2 separate regions of the Homo sapiens genome follow, and region 1 is linked to region 2. The links are chromatin contacts, found by Hi-C or POLR2A ChIA-PET in ENCODE. All regions are on one chromosome and are shown on one strand. The core of a region is the stretch at or near the end of the contact, and the rest is flanking DNA. Distances in the headings are between cores, read along the strand shown.

Region 1 (5,593 bases), core at 842-3,341, 160 kb after region 2:
GAAAAAGGTTAGGTAAGAATGATCACACATTTTCAGTCTGGGTAATAGCAATAAGGAGAGCTGGGTTTGGTGGGTTTCTGATGCCTCTCCGAAGTGGGGTACCTTGGTAGACAGCTTTGAAAGGTACTGAGTCTGGCTCAGCATTCTCAGTGGATACTGAATTCAGGGTTTAAGTAACTGGTTTATGTTTGCATGCCTAGTAAGTAGTAGGACTTGGTGTGTATCGTCCGTTCTTTTGATTGTTGTTTAGTGCTCTTTCTACTAGATCACATTGCTTGAGAAGAGATGGGTCAAGTGGTTAAAAACAGAACAATGCCTGGAAAACAAAATGGGAAGTTGAAGACCACATTATGGTGAGGTTTAACCACAAGCTGTTTCAGTTCCGTATGGGTTTTCCTTATATTTAGACACAAAATGTGTGTACTTAGTCTATCAGGCTCTTAATGCAATAGTGGCCTGGGTTTCTTAGAGCTATCTTCTGAGATTCAATTCGTCATATTCAAGGGGAAAGATTTCTTTAGATTTTGGATTTAAGTGCATAGTCTCTCTGACTCCCAATTTGAAGATACAATTAGTGTCCCCCCACTCTCCCTGCAAGAAGGTAGGCTTGCTTGAGTTGAAAGCTGTGGGTGAAGTAGCCTCAAAGGCCCATTAGTCTTTTTTTTAGTAAAAGGAAGAGAGCTTTAGACCCAAATCTTTGAGACTTATTTACCCTGTCAGCAGTTAAAAACAATTTACTGACATAGATCTTATTACCTGAAAGGGAGAGTAAATACTATAAATCAATTGAGTATTTTTGCTAATAGGAGATTTTTTACAGCGTTGAATAGCCTTAGATCTTTTGTATTTGCTTTTAAAATACATAGTCAGGCATATTTAAGATGTGACTCGTTCCTACCCCTTTTCTTGTTTTCTTCTTTTGCCAGACTTTTATCTATGTGATAACAGATACTTGAGGATTGAAAATACAATTTTCTGAATCAGCTAACACTTGTTATGCACCTACCGTAAGGGACTGGCACTGTTATTTAATTTCGTCTGCCAAGACTAAATATTCTCGGATTTTTTGACTAGGAACTCAGCTGCTTCCTGGAACTCAGCTCCTTGCTGTCACAGTTTTAAGCATTTTTAAATGTTTTCTGCTAGGTAATGCTCACAAGAAATCCTTGTGCCTGTTATTAAGCTTCTAACTCCAGAATAAGCACCAGTCATCCTAGGTATGGCCCATGATGATAGTAATAAACATCTTCTAATGCTTGGCTTCTTCCATGCTTATCCTATCTTATTCGTGGCCACAGCTCGTCTGTCATAACTTCTGACCTGGCTGGAGAATAAAGGGAAGAAAACTTTACTCTTTAGTAGCAAGATCCTAGCCTGAGTTATACTAAACATTTTATATAACACCTCATTTATACTCATAGCAATGCCATAAAATAGATACTGTTATGCAACCTTACAGATTAATTCATTCAAAGTATGTATTAGTGTGATTTAGGCACTGTTTAAGGTCCTGAGGATGCTATAGTGAATGTCAGATGAAGTATCTGCTAAGCAATAGAGACGTTAAATAATTTACCCAAGGTCACAAATCAAGAAAGTAACAGGTAGGATTTAGATATAGCTCTAACGGATTCCAAAAGGAATGTCTGCAACCATTGTTACATTATGCCACTGTTTACATATATTGGATGTTCTCTGTGAATATATAAAGGCATAAAAATAGGTGGAACCCCAGTTTTTTTTGTTGTTGTTGTTAAAAATGGTCTTGATGAATCCAAGAAAGAAATGTGTCTTGGTGCTGAAAAGCATACTTGCACAATAATGCTTTTCCTCTCTTCCCCTTGCCTCTCCCTTCTCCCTCTCCACTCACTTGTACCTGGGTATAAACTGGACAGTGTGACCTGCTTTGGCATTTGAATGAGTTTGTGCTTTGAGAACTAGGAGAATGTTGTTTGCTTGTTTCTTTTTGGCTTCCTGAAAGTTCGTGCCTGCTTGCAGGTTCTTTCTTGTAGCACAATGGTGAGTAATGTGTTGTTAACATTGTAATGTGGTCATGCGAGTTGGAATTTTTTTTGTTTTCCCTCAGTTCTCTCTGATGAGTATGCAGGTAGGGACTCTTGAGTCAAACTTGCCTGCTCAATTCATTCAAATAGAAAAAGCTTTCTGTATTCAGAGGACTAGAAAAGAGTTTTGAGGTTGGAAACAATACCAAGATCCAATGTCTTTTGCCCAGCTGAAATTCAGTTTTGTTAGCATTCTAGGTTTATTCTTTAGCTTGTGCTATCTAAGAGAGGACTTGTTTTAGATTACGGCCACTATTACCGTGTGCCATACCTGGGATGTGTGGTCTTTACTCTGGAGTTAGCATCTTCAGAACAGGTGCAAGGATTTATTTTGAGCATTATCTCGTAGAAAGCATAAAAAAAATGCTGAAGACTTAGAGCGAGTAGCTGAGTTCCAGTAGGAATTGAGTTCCAGTTAAGTTCTAAGGATTAATTAGGTGGGATCAAGGTTGCCAGTGTTTTTTTTTGTTTTGTTTTGTTTTTTTGAGGTGGAGGTTTGCTTTGTCACCCAGGCTGGAGTGCAGTGGCACGATCTTGGCTCACTGCAACCCCTGCCTCCCAGGTTCAAGCGATTCCCCTGGCTCAGCCTTCCTAGTAGTTGGGATTACAGGCACGCACTACCATGCCTGGCTAATTTTTGTATTTTTAGTAGAGACAGGGTTTCCCCATGTTGGCCAGGCTAGTCTCTAACTCCTGACCTCAAGTGATCCACCTGCTCAGCCTTCCAAAGTGCTGGGATTACAGGCATGAGCCACTGCGCCCGGCCAAGGTTGCCAGTATTAGAACTGTCTGGTATTGGAAAGCTAATCAATTTAGTATTGGGGATCCAGGAGTATCTGGGCATAGTTGATGAGGTTAGCGAGATGATTTATGTGGATGTATCTAACCCACAAGTAATGCATGGTACTTGGATTAGGTGCACAATAAACGTTAAATCTTCAAAAGGTCCTTGAATGCTAAATGTTGTCAGTTTGTCTTTCTAGAGCAGCTTCTTTATTGTTAGTATTCCTTCTGTAGAAGAATATTTATTAAGTATTTAACTGTGGGTAAAGCATTTGGGAAAAAGATTGAGGTAAACAAAGATTTATAGTGTCAAATTCTTGCTGAGACTGTAATCTTAACATTTATACACTGAATCAATTAGACCTAGCATTTAAGGGGATAATTTACAGGGAAATTTTTTCTGTGATGTTTGCATTGCTAGAGTCAGTCCAATGCTTTTTTGATAGAAATAACTTCTTGAATTGAAAATGCTTGCTCTTCAATTCCAGTTAAATTGGGTTTGATTAGCCAGGCATGGTGGCATTCGCCGGTAGTCCTAGCTACTCAGGAGGCTAAGGCAAGAGGACTGCCTGAGCCCAGGAGTTTGAGGTTACAGTGAGCTATGATCGTGCCACTGCGCTCCAGCCTGGTTAATAGAGCAAGACTCTTGTCTCTTAAAAAAACAAAAAATTGGGTTTTTTTTTTTTTTTTTTTTTTGAGATGGAGTCTTGCTCTGTCACCAGGCTGGAGTGCAGTGGTGTGATCTCAGCTCACTGCAACCTGACCTCCGCCTCCCAGGTTCAAGCGATTCTCCTGCCTCAGCCTCCCAAGTAGCTGGGTTTACAGGCGCATGCCACCACACCTACCTAATTTTTGTATTTTTAGTAGAGACGGGGTTTCAACATGTTGGCCAGGATGGTCTCGATCTCTTGACCTCGTGATCCGCCCACCTCAGCCTCCCAAAGTGCTGGGATTATAGGCGTGAGCCACTGCGCCCGGCTGGGTTTTGTTTTTGATGTTTGAGATAATTGCCTATGATATTTCCTTTTATCCCCTCTTCATTTTTTTCAGTGAATGAGGTAATAATACATTTGAAAGTATTTTATGAACTGCAAAGTTAGCACTTGTTATCACCACCACCACTACCAATAATAGTGTTAAAAATAATAATGGGATAGGACTCACTCTTAGAAGGGTTGGTTTCTTGGATTAATTTCAAGAAGGCTCAGAACACAATGGATGTTTACCAGATGGCTTGTGTACTAATTGATACCTTTTGTAGTTTTTGTGGAAAGGAGAAGGAAAAACAGAAACCTTCACTGAAAACTTGGCCTATGTAATTGTGGTCATTGTGAAGCATTGCCCATACTACTTGTACCCACTCAGTATGGGGCAAGAAAGTTTAAACAGGATTTACATGTTTGACCCTAGAGGCTTAGAGTACATTCTATTGGAAGCATCTGTCTGCACAGGAAGCAACTCATCCCAGTTTTGGTAAGATCAACCACATTCCTATAATACAGATATTATATAATAGATATTTTAAAATGTATCGATGTAGATCAGTATCTGCTTGTTTTCCCAGATTAGTAAGATTAAGGAAACAGTGCCTTTGACCAAAATATTTGGTTAGATATTATCATAAAAAAACCTTTACAGTCAATTTCTGATGATTGACATTCTTGGAGAGGAACACATGACTTTAATAATCCAAAGGAGTAAATTGTTTAATAAATTTGTTTAGTAAATTGAAAAAGCCTCTCACCTTTTAAAATTTCCTCTTCATCTTTTTCTGTCTCTGGTCTGGCACTTAATAAACCTTTTGTTAAGAAAGTTGGCTGATATCTATCTTGGGGTTTTCTCTGGAACCAGTCCATTAGATGAACTTTTAGAAAGCAGAGATAACGACTTATTGGCTGATGCATCCCCTTCACTTAGCAGCCTGCCTGGCATTAAGAATGCTTTTTGAATGATTGAGTCAGGATGTTAAGGTTTTCATCAGGAGAGAATTGCAGTGACCTGGGCACTACTGTACTGATGGTGGGCCTTCCTCAGGGGAAGAGGAAATATTGCCTCCCTACAAATAAACTTGAATAAATGTGAATGTGAGGGAAGTTATTGCTTTGATGCTTTCAGGCTGTATACTTTCTTTTTTTTGAGACAGTCTCTGTTGCCCAGGCTGGAGTACAGTGGTGCGATCTCAGCTCATTGCAGCCTCCACCTCCCTAGTTCAAGCGATGCTCCTGCCTCAGCCTCCCTTGTAGCTGGAATTATAGGCACGTGCCACCATGCCTGGCCAATTTTTGTATTTTTAGTAGAGATGGGGTTTCCCCATGTTGGCCAGACTGGTCTTGAACCCCTGACCTCAGGTGATCCACCCATCTTAGCCTCCCAGAGTGTTGGGATTACAGGCGTGAGCCACCATGCCCGGCCAACACTTTTGGCTAAGGAGAAGTAATACAGTATGTTAAAAGTTGGTGGTTTATTTCTCTCTTGGTTTTATGTTTTGTCCTGTTCAAAATTTAGCTATAGGCCAGCCCGGTGGCTCACGCCAGCAATCCCAGCACTTTGGGAGACTGAGGCGGGTGGATCACTTGAGGCCAGGAGTTTGAGACCAGCCTGGCCAACATGGCCAAACCCCGTCTTTATGATACAAAAATTAGCCAGGTGTGGTGGTGCACACCTATAATCCCAGCTACTTAGGAGGCTGAGACATGAGAATCACTTGAACCCGGGAGGCCGAGCTTGCAGTGAGCCGAGATTGCACT
Region 2 (6,174 bases), core at 667-3,166:
TTGGGAGTGGAAAGGGAGGGAGAATAAGTGCACCCTGAAAGTGTCTGGGGGCAGCTGTGTGCTGAGAAAGTTGCCCCACACAGCTACTGAGCCAGCCCATTTGCCACGCATCACAGTTACCGGGGGCACGGAAGGGAAATATTGCAGGCAGAGGGGCTAAAATGATGAAGTGAGGGAGGAGAAGCACTGGGAGGAAGGGAAATGAACGTAAGCACCTTCCCATCCTCCTGTCACAGTGCCCAGGTTCAATACAAATGCTTCAACAGAACTCATGCCAGCAGCCTACCACAAGGGTGCACCTTAAGCGATTTTTCTAGTGGGAAGCCTGGTTCCATGCTAAGCTCTAAAGTTCTTGAAGACCAGGGACCATGCTTTCATCCCTTCTGGCTCTCTCCTCTGAAGAGAGAGGTCCAGCACAGCCTGTGGCCTGGATCTAGCTAAGTGACAGTGACCCCACCCCGGTGGCCTCATTCACACAGTGCTCCTTCCAACTGAGCTAGCGGCTCACTGCCCAGAGTCAAACCAGTAACAGTAGCTGCAGTGGTCACTTTCTGACTGACAGGCATTTTCCATATTGTCCTCACCCATCCAATAGCTCTGCAGCTTGCAGATGAAAAAAACTGATACTCGGAAAGCATGTGCCTTGCCCAGAGCCTCATAATCAAGAAGTAACAGAGTTAGAATTTGAATCCAGATCCATCTGGTTTCAAAGCTGGGCTCATTTCACCACCCTAGGGCCTGGATGTTCCAGTAACTGCTGGAGAACTGGAAGCTGTTGGTTTTAGAGCCTGAAGCCCAGGAGCACAGTGCCCAGCTCCTCTCTTACTGTTGTGAGGTCCCCGATCTTTCTTTTCTGCTTCTTTCACCTGTCATTCTCCTCTCTAGTGTCTCCCTCCATCTTCTGGCTCCCCTGGGAGCCACAGATAATTGACATGTTGGGATACACATGTCATTTGTGCTTTTGTCTTTTTTCATTATGTGGGAGCAACAAGGAAGAAAAAAAGAAAAGGAAAAATGCTGGTAAAATACAAAGATAGAGACTTGTAAAAAGAAAGCATAATTCTACCTTAGACTTCAATACTTGTGACAATGGATGGCTCTGCTGACCATGCTTAGGGCTGTGGAGAGTGCAGCTATTTGAAGGACAGGAAGTCTGGAAGCCTGGGTTCTCACCTCATACCCCAAGAGACCATAGAATGACATGAAGGTGGCACTCTTGCACACTTTCCCTCACTCAACTGGGATACACATTCTTCAAGGAAGAGGCTAGGTAACTACAGTCTAGAGCTGGGGACAATCTCCATGACAGAGTGGCAAGGGACTAGAGAGAGCAAGAATTCCTCTGCCCTAGGGATGGTTTAACAGCAGTGATAAGGTCCAGAGAAGAGCTGTGAAGGAAAGAGATGATTTCTGGAAAGGGGACAGAGGCCCCCATTTTGCTTACATGGGTTGTAGGAGTGACGTTAGAGCAGAAGAATGCGGACTGAAGAATCTGTTTCTCCCACAGGTTTTTCCCCCGCTTCCTCCTATCCCATCTTCCTATAACATCGGGGCAGCGTCATGGCCAGGTCTACATGTAACTTGGCCCCGTTTCCTCCCCCTCCTCCCCTTACCTCTAGTGAAGCCCCGCTGCTCTTGGAGGATCAAGCAGCTAGCAAGGCACACTTCAATGTGGCTTTTAACCCCTCATTTACTTGATTCATGAGACTCTGTCCCCTTCTTTCCCAAAATCAAATTATTCCCTTCATAGCTCTTCTGGGGACCTCACCGTTACTAAACCTCATCTCACACACTTCCAAGGAAAGAGTGAACAGTGAGTTGTGTGGGACCTACCACAGACAAGAATGTTGGGAAGCCTGGCAACTTCAGAGGTGGCTGGGAGGGTGGTGGCGTGGGCATCCAGATGCTTTTCTAAAGTGGGGACTTGCTTAGTGATGGAAGAGGTTTGAGGAAGGAGAGGGGGAGGCTACAGGAAACCTCAGCATGGCTGAAAGAGGAACTTGGACAGATGTTTGGTTTTCCCCTTCATCCTACCCAGCTTGCATCACACACCAGTTTCATTCTTAGTTCAGTTCTTCTGTGGGGTCTGTCTCTAGTTCCCCTGTGCTAGGGCCCTGAATCAAATAATGAAACTAGTCTCATCCACTCAAGGTTGGATTTTTTTTTTTTTTTTGAGACGGAGTTTCGCTCTTGTTGCCCAGGCTGGAGTGCAATGGCACAATCTTGGCTTGCTGCAACCTCTGCCTCCCAGGTTCAAGTGATTCTCCTGCCTCAGCCTCCCGCATAGCTGGGATTACAGGCGCCCACCACCATGCCTGGCTAATTTTTTGTATTTTCGGTAGAGACTGGGTTTCATCATGTCGGTCAGGCTGGTCTCAAACTTCTGACCTCAGGTGATCCACCCGCCTTGGCCTCCCAAAGTGCTGGGATTACAGGCGTGAGCCACTGCGCCCGACAAGGGTGGATCTTTGAGTCAAGGTTGGGAAGGGTGTGGAAGATGAAGGGAAGAAACACCTCATGTAAGAAAATCCAGGCAGCTCGATCTCAATGAGAGACTGCTAGGAATGAGAAGCCAGTGTCTGGCTGGGGAGATTTTAATTCCACAAATCCTCCTCAGGGCTGGGATAAATTTCACTTCCATGTGCACGGACAGGTGACACTGGCCTCCACATCCCTACAACTAGAGTTGGGCAGCTGAAACTTCACCCTCAAACTGAAGGCCTGGGGTGGGACATAACAGAAAACATCCTCATCCCCCTCCCGCTCTAAGCTTAGAAGCCCACTGTATCCTTGGGAGCAGCAGTGGACTCCCTGTGCCGTCTTGGGGGCGGGCGGTGTGTGGAGTGGTCAGACTGTGTCTTTACCGTGCCTTCTCTCTCTCTGGCTGGGTAAAAACTTCCTGCTACTGCTGCGGGGTCACTTCCTCAAACCTGAGGGGCATACGAGGGGCATATGGAAAGTAGGTGGGGCAATAAGGGTTGTAGTGGGGTCAGGCATCAGCAAGAGCAATGAGTTCATTTTTGTTTTCTTTTTTTGATTGAGGTAAATAAAAAAGCTTTATCCAGCAACACGGAGATAAGAGTCTGTCCAACCCGACAAGTTCCAGACCCCACCCTGCCCTCACATCAGGCTCTTCCGGTACTGACTGTGCGGGGTGGTCTGTCTGAGGTGGGAGTCCGGGGTCTGCAGGTCCATCTGTCTGTACAGGTCTCTCAGCTCCCTGACCTCCTGCAGCACCCTCTTTGCCTGGCTCCAATTCGATGATGCCTCTCCCAGCAGCCGTTCCGTCTCCAGCAGCAGCTGCTCTGACTCAGAATCCGGCGGAGACCGAGGGGGGTCCTTGGCCTTTCGCTTCCCATCTCCCAGTCCCTGAACCTCTGCCAGAAGCTCCTGAGTCTCCTCCAGTTTCCTTGCTACCAGGTCCTGGATCCGGGACAGCTGCCCCGGGTTGGGGAGGGCAGGGGTTGGGGGTTCCTCAGCCCGCAGCTGGAGGGTGCGGGCAGAGGCAGCATCCCGCTGAGATAGGATCTCCTCCAGGGAGGCGCAGCGGCCTTTCTCTGTGGGCGTCAACTTCTTGGGTGCCTGGGGGGTGTAGGTGGCCCCTTTGTCTGTTTTTTCCCAAGGTCGGGAGAGACTGCTTGCCCGGTCTGCGGAGGGCTGGATGCGGTCTGAGTCCGCTCTCCGCCGGCTCCCTGCCAGCTGGGCCACAGACTTGTCCAGGTCAACCCGAAAGCTCTCAGCACAAGAGGTTGGTTCCTCAGGGGAAGGGTCTTCCTCTTGGATCAAGTCCAAGGTCAGCATCCCATCCGAGGTAGAGGTGGAAGCCTGTGGAGGAAGGGGGGAATGAGTGGGGAACCTGTCATCAGGAGGGATTTTCGGAATGACTGCCTAAAAGATGCAAGCTGTGGTCATTTTCCTCTACAAGCCTTCCTTGAATGAGAAGTACTTTTTTTTAGAGACAGAGTCTTGCTCTGTCACCCAGGCTGGAGTGCAGTGGCACGATTTGAGCTCACTGCAAGCTCCGCCTCCCGGGTTCACGCCATTCTCCTGCCTCAGCCTCCCGAGTAGCTGGGATTACATGCGTGCACCACCACGCCCAGCTCTTTTTTTTTGTATTTTTAGCAGAGGCAGGGTTTCACCATGTTGGCCATGGCTGGTCTCAAACTCCTGACCTCAAGTGATACACCGTCTCAGCCTCCCAAAGTACTGGGATTACAGGTGTGAGCCCCCCTGCCTGGCAAAGCCCTCTGCTCTTGACTGAACCCTCCTACTGAATGTGCTGTTTCTTATTCCTTTGATAGTGACTTGAATGTTTCTTCTTCTGTGATTTAGTTTGTTACTTGTTTCCTGTATTCTCCACTCTACCATAAGCTTCCTGAGGGGCGCCCTCTTCCTTGGTATTGTGGACTCTCAGCAATTAAACTGCATCTGATGCACACAGGATGCTCCCCATGGCACGACTGTCCTCCTCCATCTGCATCCTCTGAGTCCCACACTTCAGCCCCCTTGCCTTATAATAAAATTTGTTCTCTTATTTCCAGAATACTAAAAATGATGAGTATTCAATACCAAATATGTTGTTTTAGTCATTCCTCACAGCAGCCCTTCAAGGCAGGCATGATTACTGCCTCATTTTACAGTTGGAGACATGCAACTTCAGGGAACCACACAGGTAGCTGATTACAGTGAGGTTCCAACTCAGGTTCTAACTCCAAAGCCTGTGTTCTCTGCATTATACCTGCCTGCCTCTCTCTCTGAAGACTTAAGAGCTCAGAGGCATGAAAGAAACTAGCACGTTGTATGTTTCAGGAGTTCATTGTGATCCTTTCTCCTCCAAACACCCGCGGTACTACATGTTGTTACCCATCAAGACAGCCACCATACAGTAGCTAATTTTTCATTTTCCTGTGGGTATAACTCATTTTCTCCGAAAGAGGGTAACATTACTGGGAGCTGGGACTTTTGAACTCCTAATGGGCGCTGAATAAAACCTTTTGATTTAGATCTGGCAGAGGCATTGGGTGGAAGGACTTCCCTCGCCTTTGATCTTGGCATCAAGGAGGCCTCCCGCAAATGCCTCTGGTGGCATACAGTTCTGTCTGAGATGGACTGACACAGAATTGGCCCTTTGGCAATGTTTATTACAGTCTTACATACCACAGCCATTAGGTGTCCCCTTGTTGGGGGGCGGCGGGAGTGCTGGATTTTTGCCCTGTCTCGAGTGGGATGGGCAAGATAGCTGTCCTCCTCAACGGTGACCTGAAGAGATGTACTGTGAATCATGAGTGCTCTTCAGCGACTCGCTGTCCCAACCCAGCATCCCGAGGCCTGAACATGTGCCCACTCCATTCACTGCTTCTGAATGGGCAAGGGGATTTACTGGACACGAAGGGGGCTCTTTAAGCTGACCCAAGGCTGGCTCCCCCATCATGAAGCGGGGAAGAGGAGGTGTCAGATGAGACTTGGAGAGAAGGTAGAAAGAGATCAGGGCTTTTAAAAGGGTGGTAAAGAAGTAGAGCTGGTGGAGGAGCGAGTAAACGGGGCCTGCACAATCCTCCCCCTTCAGTGGGTCACAGCTGTTCCCTCTGCCCCAGCGTTCCTCCCTCTCCCCACAGTGAGCCCCCTGACCTCATCCAAGATACGGTTCTTGGCTCGGGTGATGGCAGAGTTGAGGGCATTGATCCACGATTCCTTCTCTTCTGGACTCACTGCCAGGAAGATCAGGTTGGGTGCCTGTGAGGGGAAGATTCCTGTTTCAGCCAGGGTTTTAGAGGTGGTGCCTCACCTTGACAATGAAGAAATAAGAGATTATAATCTCACTTTCTTAGACCTAGCTCCAGGAAGGAGAGATATTCTGCTTCCAGAGTCATCCATAACTTAAGGAAACCCAGCTTCTATTCCTGCAAAATGCATAGCTAGGAGGTTGTTTTAGAAATGACCAAGGAGGAGCTAAGAAGGATACTGAATATTAGTATGGTATTAGAGATAATTAGAGGAAGTCTGATGAAGGATAGGTATTAAAATACAAATCTTTCAATGTTTGAAGAAATAGAATGTGACAGGAATAACTTCCCTGGGTTCCCTCAGACAAGATGAATTAGATTCAGAACTTCAACCACCTATCAGGGTACAAGGACAGGGATTTTCTTCTAAGGGATGTAAATATGCACATGT

Evidence for each region. Hi-C counts contacts between places; a loop is a spot of excess contacts on that map. ChIA-PET counts read pairs that join two places held with the same protein, here RNA polymerase II (POLR2A). Pooled maps may share reads with other maps.
Region 1: a pooled map shows a loop between it and region 2 (4-fold over the local background). The contact joins the enhancer-like site here to the promoter of LINC02988 in region 2. A Hi-C loop is called at or near these places in 1 of 37 single-sample maps with no recorded cell type and 8 of 50 pooled maps. POLR2A ChIA-PET finds 5 or more read pairs at or near these places in 11 of 52 experiments (AG04450, CD4-positive, alpha-beta T cell, CD8-positive, alpha-beta memory T cell and 7 more).

What each region holds. Positions count from the first base shown.
Region 1 is chr1:149,992,534-149,998,126 of GRCh38, reverse strand. All of the region lies in intron 1 of OTUD7B (OTU deubiquitinase 7B), which reads left to right. Among named protein-coding and RNA genes, the nearest start is that of OTUD7B, 15 kb to the left of the region's middle. Within about 2 kb of position 2,091, at least 6 of the 41 ENCODE cell types and tissues checked have a DNase peak (open chromatin) inside an H3K27ac peak, as active enhancers do; they include GM12878, where a contact is called at or near this core.
Region 2 is chr1:150,156,470-150,162,643 of GRCh38, reverse strand. LINC02988 (long intergenic non-protein coding RNA 2988) reads right to left here and starts at 1,916. Exons shown (of 4, transcript NR_135098.1): 1 at 1,834-1,916. PLEKHO1 (pleckstrin homology domain containing O1) reads right to left here. Exons shown (of 6, transcript NM_016274.6): 4 at 5,629-5,733; 5 at 5,158-5,259; 6 at 2,579-3,825. The coding sequence ends at 3,121. RefSeq lists silencers at 509-578, 1,167-1,236, 2,937-2,986 and enhancers at 1,847-2,156, 3,287-3,788.